3 separate regions of the Homo sapiens genome follow, and regions 1 and 2 are each linked to region 3. Evidence: chromatin contacts called from ENCODE Hi-C or POLR2A ChIA-PET data. All regions are on one chromosome and are shown on one strand. The core of a region is the stretch at or near the end of the contact, and the rest is flanking DNA. Distances in the headings are between cores, read along the strand shown. Region 1 overlaps CFDP1 (craniofacial development protein 1). Region 2 holds the start of BCAR1 (BCAR1 scaffold protein, Cas family member). Region 3 holds the start of WDR59 (WD repeat domain 59).

Evidence for each region. Hi-C counts contacts between places; a loop is a spot of excess contacts on that map. ChIA-PET counts read pairs that join two places held with the same protein, here RNA polymerase II (POLR2A). Pooled maps may share reads with other maps.
Region 1: a pooled map shows a loop between it and region 3 (2.4-fold over the local background). The contact joins the enhancer-like site here to the promoter of WDR59 in region 3. A Hi-C loop is called at or near these places in 1 of 37 single-sample maps with no recorded cell type and 6 of 50 pooled maps. POLR2A ChIA-PET finds 5 or more read pairs at or near these places in 1 of 52 experiments (naive thymus-derived CD4-positive, alpha-beta T cell).
Region 2: a loop to region 3 is called in a pooled map, with 4 times the contacts of the local background. The contact joins the promoter of BCAR1 here to the promoter of WDR59 in region 3. A Hi-C loop is called at or near these places in 1 of 168 maps with a recorded cell type or tissue (HepG2) and 3 of 50 pooled maps. POLR2A ChIA-PET finds 5 or more read pairs at or near these places in 2 of 52 experiments (HepG2 and activated naive CD4-positive, alpha-beta T cell).

What each region holds. Positions count from the first base shown.
Region 1 is chr16:75,303,944-75,306,911 of GRCh38, reverse strand. It overlaps CFDP1 (craniofacial development protein 1), which reads left to right. Exons shown (of 7, transcript NM_006324.3): 6 at 1,730-1,888. Among named protein-coding and RNA genes, the nearest start is that of BCAR1, 54 kb to the right of the region's middle. RefSeq lists an enhancer at 561-1,760. Within about 2 kb of position 1,436, at least 34 of the 41 ENCODE cell types and tissues checked have a DNase peak (open chromatin) inside an H3K27ac peak, as active enhancers do.
Region 2 is chr16:75,250,018-75,252,982 of GRCh38, reverse strand. BCAR1 (BCAR1 scaffold protein, Cas family member) reads left to right here and starts at 1,359. Exons shown (of 7, transcript NM_014567.5): 1 at 1,359-1,512. The coding sequence starts at 1,501. RefSeq lists enhancers at 1-66, 607-1,147 and silencers at 1,147-1,256, 1,317-1,476.
Region 3 is chr16:74,983,863-74,986,562 of GRCh38, reverse strand. WDR59 (WD repeat domain 59) reads left to right here and starts at 1,440. Exons shown (of 26, transcript NM_030581.4): 1 at 1,440-1,599. The coding sequence starts at 1,546. RefSeq lists silencers at 149-349, 1,385-1,694 and an enhancer at 995-1,054.

The sequences.
Region 1 (2,968 bases), core at 187-2,686, 320 kb before region 3:
TGTGTGTGCGTGTGTGTGTGTGTGTGTGTGTGTGATCACGCGCACATATGACATTGTAGGGGTTGAGTTGTCTGGAAAACAGTGCTTAGAAGATATGAATTGAAAGCTCATAAAGAGCTATTTGGAGTTCTCTTAAGCAAACTGGGAAGTAAAGTAACTAATGAGAAAATCTCTCAAGTCACTTCTCATCTGGAGGCGAGATAGCACAGTGCACCACCCTGAGAGTTGGGAGAGATCTTCCTTTGTCCCGGATCTGCATTGTCTATTGTTTTGACCCTTGTTTTATCATTTAACCTCTCTGAACTTTGTTTATTTGTCCAACTTAATACAAGGATGATGAAGCTTGCCCAGCCCATTCTGAGTTGATCTTAAGCTCAGCATGTACTGGGGTGTGACCCAAACAGGGAAGTTGACATCCTCTCTACTAAAGTTAATAGAATGAGAATGTTCAGGGTCATTGTTCAGTCCCAGCAGTCTGGTGTTCAGTGTGGACGTTGGCCTGTTGGCTCACACCAGGCAGAGGGGGTGAGTAGTCGTTCACGCTGCTTTGCGGCAGGGACGTGGGGTTTCAGAATGGGTTAGGGTGATACTAGGTTATTTCAAAGATGATCCCTTCCAACTCTGAGACTGGGTCCTGTGTCACAGGCCTTAGTGAGAGTTAGATGAGATCATGGCTACAAAAGCACTTGGAGAACAAACATTCTAGACAAGTAAAGGTATTATTATCAGTAGACCATGTGACATTAGCTCATAGTTTTTAAATGTTTAACTTTCTTGCATATCCCCGTGAGGCGGAAAATAACTTCCAAGTTCCTACATGCTGGTAGATGATTTCGTTTCATTTCATAAAGAGACCAAACCTTTCCTCATACCATCTTAACTGCATTTTGCTTTTCTTATTTTATTTCATATGTTTAACAATGACTGGAAACATTTGACCTGCCAAGACTTGAATTTGGGCATCTGGGGTTTCTCCCACTGTCCATGATAGCATCACCAGCAAGTGGAGCACAGGCTGTACATTCCCCGTGTGAGCTTTCGGAGTGAGGAATGTTCTCCACCTCCTGGAAAAAACAGGGCCCAACTCACAGGAGTTAAAAGGAAACTGATTTTAGAACCCTCTTACAGTACTGTGACTTTTCACTCATCAGTGTTGGGAACTGGTTCTCTTTCTCTTAAAAGAACCCCCTGGGGCTTTAAGCTTAAACGATGACAGTGACTCAGAGTGGCTCATGCTTATTGCACCTTGACGCTGTGCCAAGTGCTGTTTTAGCCCTTTACGTGTAAGATACACCACAGCCTGTGAGTAAGCATTTGCTTTGTAGATTAGGAAACCAAGGAACATGCAGTAAATAACTGGCCTAGAGTCACACAGTTAAGCTGGAAGTTGGACCTTGGCATGTGACTCCAAAGCCCTGCCTGAAGCGCTGCTCCTCCCCTCCTTGCAAGCAGAGACCTGCCACACAGAGCCCACAGAGGTCTGAAGAAGGCAGGATTTCCTGTTCGTAGCTCAGGAGAGCAGACAGTGGTGTTAAGCAGGAAAAGCACATTAGAATTCCAGTTTACTTACAGTGCTCTCCACACCAGGAAGGAAATGCCCCAAATATGAACATGGCTTCCACTAAGATAAATGGCCCCAATCTAGGGGATTCCCATTTGCATCAGAAAAACTGTTAATATAGAGATCAGAGTTTTTACCTGCTACATCTTTCATATTTTCTTTCCTTAGGTTAAAAAGATCAAGTGGCATGAGCAGCCTTTTGGGGAAAATTGGTGCCAAGAAGCAGAAAATGAGCACCCTTGAGAAGTCCAAACTGGACTGGGAGAGCTTCAAGGAGGAAGAGGGGATTGGTGAAGAACTGGCCATCCATAATCGAGGGAAAGAGGGGTAAGAAGGAGTAGGTTTTATGCCTTGGAAAATCCTCAGAACCCTGAAATCAAATGATTTATTGGAGACAAACTGCCCACTGTAAGCAAGCAGGAGCTTTTCATGATGGAACTAAAAATGTGAGCACTTTGGTTTGTCAGTAAGTCTCTGTTCCAGTGTGGGGCAGGGCCTGTCACTGGGAAGGCCACTGCGGGTGGAGGGAAGGCGGGGCATGTGAGGAGTACTCTCAGGGGCCAGTCACATCTGCCAAGCTGAATTTGCTGAATTACAGCTCCAGTGAACTGTAAGTTGCCTAGTGGTTGGATCTGGCCTGTGGTAGCAGCCTTGGCCTTATCTGAATCATTTGTCCTTCTGAGAAACCAAACTAGTTCAGATCCGTCAAAAACTGAGCCAATGGAATGCCTAGATGTTGCATTATTGTGAATTTTTTTTTGTCTGTGTCATTATGGCCTGGGGTGGGGCTTTACCCTTGGCTATAGCCTGTGTGATAGGCCAGGCCCTCAGACAGCACCCCAGGCCATCACTTGCACCTCTTTCTCTTCGCTGTGGAATACAAAGAGAATGTTCATAACCTACGTATTCAGTTGTAAAAAGGGTCCTTTCCTTGTCATATTTGTCTTACTGGTGATTAAACAAAAAATCAAGAAAGAAATGGTGGCCAGGCATGGTGGTTCACACCTGTAATCTTGGCACTTTCGGAGGCCGAGGCGGGCAGATCACTTGAGGTCAGGATTTCGAGACCAGCCTAGCCAACCTGGCAAAACCCCATCCTACTAAAAATATAAGAATTAGCCAGGCATAGTGGTGCACACTTGTAATCCCAGCTACTTGGGAGGCTGGGGCAGGAGGATCACTTGAACCCACTAGGTGGAGGTTGCAGTGAGCCAAGACTGAACCACTGCACTCCAGCCTGGGTGACAGAGCAAGACTGTGTATCAAGAAAGAAAGAGAGAGAGAGAGAGAAAGGAAAAGAAAAGAAAGAAAAGGTGTTCATAAGTACTTACGGACCTCAGAAGGCACTAAGGAAGTTACCACAGAAGTGGCTTCATGGCTCAAAATCAACAGTCCTCACCCCTAGCC
Region 2 (2,965 bases), core at 110-2,609, 270 kb before region 3:
CAAATATTGAAGAAATGCAGACGTCCAGTTTTTTGGGAGGGGTGGGACACAGGAGTCTGTTTTTTAACTAGCTCCCCAGAGCACCTGAGCAGCAAATCATGGGCTGTCCTAGCCCCTTTTCAGATGAGAAAGGAGCCCAGAGAGGGGAGAGGGCCTGCCAAGGTGGCACATCTGGCCAGGCGCTGCGTAGGCTGAGCCCTGGGGGTCAGACAGAGGGGCAGCTGCAGGCCCACCTGGGCTTGTGTCTTCCATAGGCCATGCTTGAGAATTCTCTGCTGCGTGAAGCCGGGTCTACCCCGCTGCTTCCCTGCCACCAGGGCTGCCTCGTGGCATCCCATTGCTCAGCCAGTGGCCCAGGATTGTTGACTGAGGGTCCTGTCTGGTCTGGACCAGGCTCGGTCCTATCATCTCCCTGCAGATTGTGCCTCCCTGGCCTGGCCCAGGGGCTCTGGCACCCTGGTTCTGCTGCATGGGGTGACAGTCACTGACCTGCAACCGAGCAAGGGGCAACTCAGGAGAGCCAAGGTTGTCTCCACTCGGTTTCCCCCGAGTGATTCTTCCTTCTATCTCCCTCATTCCCCCAGTGCCGCTCTCCTACCCCATGTCGCTGAAGCAGATGAGTTGGAGCAGGACTCAGGAGGGTACTAGGCCCAGGTTTTAGGCTGAACCTAGGAATGAGTAATGAGAGGAGGCAGATCAGCTGGAGGACCAGCCCGAGTCCCCAGATGTCGGCACAATGCAGGGGAAGGTAGGTGCTGCCCGTGAAAAGCGCTGGGTCGAGAGCTCGCCAGCCTCCCTGCTTGAGGCTTCATTTCCTGGGGTCCTTACACGGTGGGACCGTCTACAGTCGGAGCTGTGGTGGTGATGATTCGTCTCCTACAGGCTGGGGCACGCCCCCTCCCCTTTCCCTCTAGATTCAGATTTGAGTCCCACGGCCCATGGACACGCGATGAATGCCCTGGGGTTGGTTAGCGGGAAAGACAAGTCGACTTGAGGCCATGTCTCGGCTCTGGAGGAAGAAGGCAAACCGGGCAGCCTTCCCAGAAGTGGAGGAGTTTGCGTAGGCCTTCGGTGCGTTCTCGCCTGGGTGGAAGGCGGGGACGTGCATTTGTTGGAGAGCGGTGTCCTGCGCCCTAGGCTGGAAGCCTGGCCTCGGGCAGGGGCCTGGAGCCTCGGGGTTGGAGGTGGGGGGCGGGGCGGGGGGCGGCCCCTACTGGGCGGGCTTCTGTCTGCGCGCCCGCGCCCCCGACAGGCGGCTTATTTGCATGGAGAGCGGCGGCGGCCAATGGGCGCGCGCGGCCGGGCATGCTGGGATCGGGCTGGGCCGGCTGGGCCGTGGCGGCAGGCGGAGAGCGGCTGGACCGGCTCTGGGTGGCCGAGGCGGCAGCTGCGCGGCGGCACCGGGGCGGCTGCGGCGCGCTCGGAGCCCCGAGGGCACGCGGCCCGGGCAGCTCGGTGTGCGCCCCCGCGAGAGCCGGGGCCCCAGGCCCGCCGGACACCATGAACCACCTGGTGAGGGCGCCAGGTGGGGCCGGGCCGCGTACGGGCTTGGAGGCGGCAGCGGGCTGGAAGGGGTTAAGCGAGCGGCATTTCCTGCCGGACCTGCGGGGCCTGGGAACCGCCGGCCGGGGTCCGCGGCCCTGGGATCTCCTTCTGCCCTGGCCGGGAAGCCGGGAGGCAGGAACCGCGGGGGCTCCGGAGCCTGTGCGCCTCGGGTGCGTTGGCGGGGCCGGGCGCGGGGGCCGCCAGCCGGTAGGAGGGTTCCTGTGTCGGGAAAGTGGCTGGCGGGGCCCGCGCTCCCCGGCCGACGGCCGCCTGCTGTGTCACCTTGGGCCTCTGCGCCCTGCCTCCGAGCCTCAGTTTCCTCGGCTGCGAGGAGGGGCCGTTGAGCCTCTGGCGGGTGGTCCGGCTGGTGTGGCGTGGGGACTGCCCACCGGCTCCCGGAGAGGGAGGAGCTCCGGGGGACCGAGGCCGGGCGGGCAAGTGCGTGGCGCCAGCGGGGAAGGCTGCGCAGCCGGAGCACCCGGCTCCAGTTAATGATTCACTCCGGCCGCCGGCGCGGGGTTCCGGGAGCGGAGCGGGAGTGGGGGCGGGCGCGCCGCGGGCTTTGCAGCCCCGCACGCCGAGCGCCGGTGGAAGCCGGGTCCTGGCCACAGGAGTCCTAGCCGCACGCGAGTGTCGCGGGAGGGGGCCAGGGCCGGGTTCTGCAGTGTGGACATGAAGGCTTTGGAGTCCATGGTTGGGGGACCCGCAAGAGCTAGAGCAGGGTCGGAGCTCCCTCTCGAGGGTCCGAGAGGCTGATCGCTGGACCGAGGTGAGGGAGTTGGGAAAGCGGAGATTTGCCTAGGGGTGCGGGGTGAGGGGCTTACGGCCTGGAAGATGTTGGGGTTTCGAGTTCCAGATCGGGGACAGCAGCTCCTTTTCTACCACAAGGCTCCCGTTCCCTCCTGAGAGTCCCTGGTTTCCTTTCCCACACCCCTCCCGGGGCCCGCCGCAGCTTTGGTCACCTTCTCAGAATGACCATGGGTTGATCTCTTCTTTGCTAGTGAGATGTTTCCCATCGCCCTGGGCCGGGACACGCCCCCTCTTGTGCCCATTCCTTTCCCTCGGTGGAGAGTTGGGTGGTGGGGGCTGGCCGGCCTGTGAGAGCAGGTGTCGGGGTGCCTGGAGAATCGGGGCCCAGGTACGGGGGTGGCGGGGCTGTGGGGAAAAGAGCTTTGGGGAGGAGCTGCTGACACTTCCTCCTGGCACTGCTTGCCCGGGAGCTGGGTGGAGGCAGGGCAGGGCAGGGCAGTCCCAGGTTCTGCCAGGAAAGTCACCTTGGGCTGGGGCAGGAGGCTTGGAGCTTCTGGCCGTTACTGTTTGTCTGAGCAGGAGGGTGAGCACTGTGTACTGGTACCATGGCCCCAGGTCTAGGCGAGGGATGGAAATAAGGACAGTGCCACTAGGGCCTCCTGTCTGTACA
Region 3 (2,700 bases), core at 191-2,690:
ACTGCAGCCTCCTTCTGGGCTCAAGCCATCCGTCCACGTCAGCCTCCCAAAGTGCTGGGATTACAGGCATGAGCCACTGCGTCCGGCCCCCAAAAACTTTTATATGTAGTATACAGAATTTAAAAAATATATTCATTATTTCATTTAAACATTAAGGCCCTTCACATGAATACATTTTAAAATGAAAAAGAACAATATTTTCAAAAAAAAAAAAAAACAACAAAAAATTCTGGCAAATCTGTTTTAATGTTTGGTTTATCAGAAAACAGCGGCCGGGCGCGGTGGCTCACGCCTGTAATCCCAGCACTTTGGGAGGCCGAGACGGGCAGATCACGAGGTCAGAAGATCGAGACCATCCTGGCTAAAACGGTGAAACCCCGTCTCTACTAAAAATACAAAAAAATTAGCCGGGCGTAGTGGCGGGCGCCTGTAGTCCCAGCTACTCCGGAGGCTGAGTCAAGAGAATGGCGTGAAGCCAGGAGGCGGATCTTGCAGTGAGCCGAGATCGCGCCACTGCACTCCAGCCTGGGCGACTGAGCAAGACTCTGTCTCAAAAAAAAAAAAAAAAAAAAAAAAAGAAAAGGAAAGAAAGCAGCTGGATTGCAGGAGGGGGTATAGCTCACAGGTAGAGCATTGGACTACAGATCAAGAAAACAGCTGGATTCTCACATTTAAGTCTACCTTCATTGTTACGGGAGGCGCTGCTGTATTGTATGAAACAATAAATTGCACATTCAGACTTTTAAATATCTCGATGGGATAGGCATCAGGAGAAGAGGTATCTTCGGTTTGCACGAGCTTTGATTTTTCTTTTTTCTTTTTTTTTCCGAGACGGAGTCTCGCTCTTGTCACCCAGGCTGGAGTATAATGGCGTGATCTCGGCTCACTGCAATCTCCGCCTCCCGGGTTCAAGCGATTCTCCTGCCCCAGCCTCCCAAGTAGCTGGGATTACAGGCGCCCGCCACCCGGCTAATTTTTGTATTTTTAGTAGAGACGGGGTTTCACTATGTTGTTTAGGCTGGTCTCGAACTCCTGACTTCGGCCTCCCAAAGCGCTAGGATTACAGGCGTGAGTCACCGCACCCGCCCCGAACGTTGATTTTGATTTGAGACTGGGTCTGGACGAATGCTGGGGACTCCAGCGAGGAGCTAGTCAGGACAACAGGCACCTCACCTCACCCAAACCCAAACCTGCGAGCCCTTCCCAGGTCACCCACGCTTGCTCGAGCTTGGACTACAACTCCCGGCAGAGCTCGCGGCAGGGGGTGTGCCCGCAATCGCGAGGAGCGTGGGTGACTCAAACCAAGTGACGGAAGTGAGCGAGGGCGTGCCTGTTTGTTGCAGGCGCGGTGTAGCAATTGGAGGACCCAGGAAGAAGGGGCGGAGCCTATGCTTGGGTCAACCAATGGCTTGAGCTCAGGAGCAACCAGGGCACGGGGCGTGTCGGGGCTGATTCTCTGGCTGTGTGGGGCGCACGGTCCCGGGATACTGGGGACGGCGGGGTGGGAGGGCGCCGTCCTGGGGCCGCGGCGGCCGGGCGGGGGAGATGGCGGCGCGATGGAGCAGCGAAAACGTGGTTGTAGAGTTCCGTGACTCCCAGGTGAGCTAGAGGCCGAGTGGAGCCCTCTGGGCATGCGTCCTCCCCGCTTCCCCTCCCCCACGCGGCTGCTTCCGTCCCGGGGGGCTACGGGGAGACCCTAGGCCCCGTACTGAGGAGGTGGGCGGGGCTTAGCCGACCTCTTAGGCCCCGTCGGGGGAGGGAAGACGACCATCGGGGGCAATCGGGGCGAGCATGGACGGAGTTTCGGGGCTCCCTACGCGGGTAGGGGAGTGGGGTCCGCCTTGTGACACTGAGGCAGAGACTGCGCATCGTGAGTGCTGAGGGGAGGCTTCCCACAATCAGGGTACGGAGCGAGGGCGTGACGGCTTCCCGAGGCCCTAGCCGCGTGTGGCGACTTAAGGCAAGTCGCGGGACTTTTCTAAGTCTCAGCTGCGTGGACGTAACCCTGTTGGGGTGAATTCGATGAAACACTGTTTGCAAAGTGCCTGTTGCAGCGTCTACGCGGTTAAGTGGTTCTTAATGCCATCATACTGGAAAATACCGTGTAGTGGATAGGAGTGACACTGCACGTGTTGCCCGAGTTCGAATCCCGCAGCCCCTACCCTGTCATCACTCCGTACACGTCAGTTTTCTCACCTGTAGAAGGGAGATGGTCGTACTTACAAGATTGGCTTAAAGATTTTATTTTTTAATTTTCTATTTAATTTAATTTAATTTATTTTTTTTGAGATGGAGAGTCACTCTGTTGCCCAGGCTGGAGTGCAGTGGTGCCATCTTGGCTCACTGCAACCTCCGCCTCCGGGATTCAAGCAATTCTCCTGCCTCAGCCTCCCAAGTAGCTGGGATTACAGGTGCGCACCACCACGCCCGGCTAATTTTTGTATTTTTAGTAGAGACGGGGTTTCACCTTGTTGGTCAGGCTGGTCTTGAACTCCTGACCTCAGGTGATCCACCCACCTCAGCCTCCCAAAGTGCTGGGATTACAGGCGTGGGCCACCGTGCCTGGCCTATTTTACTTCATTTGAGACAGGGTCTGGCTCTGTCACCCAGGCTTGAGTGCAGAGGCGTGAATCACCGCTCAGTTCAGCTTCGACCTCCTGGGCTCAAGCTATCCTCCCACCTCAGCCTCCCCAGTAGCTG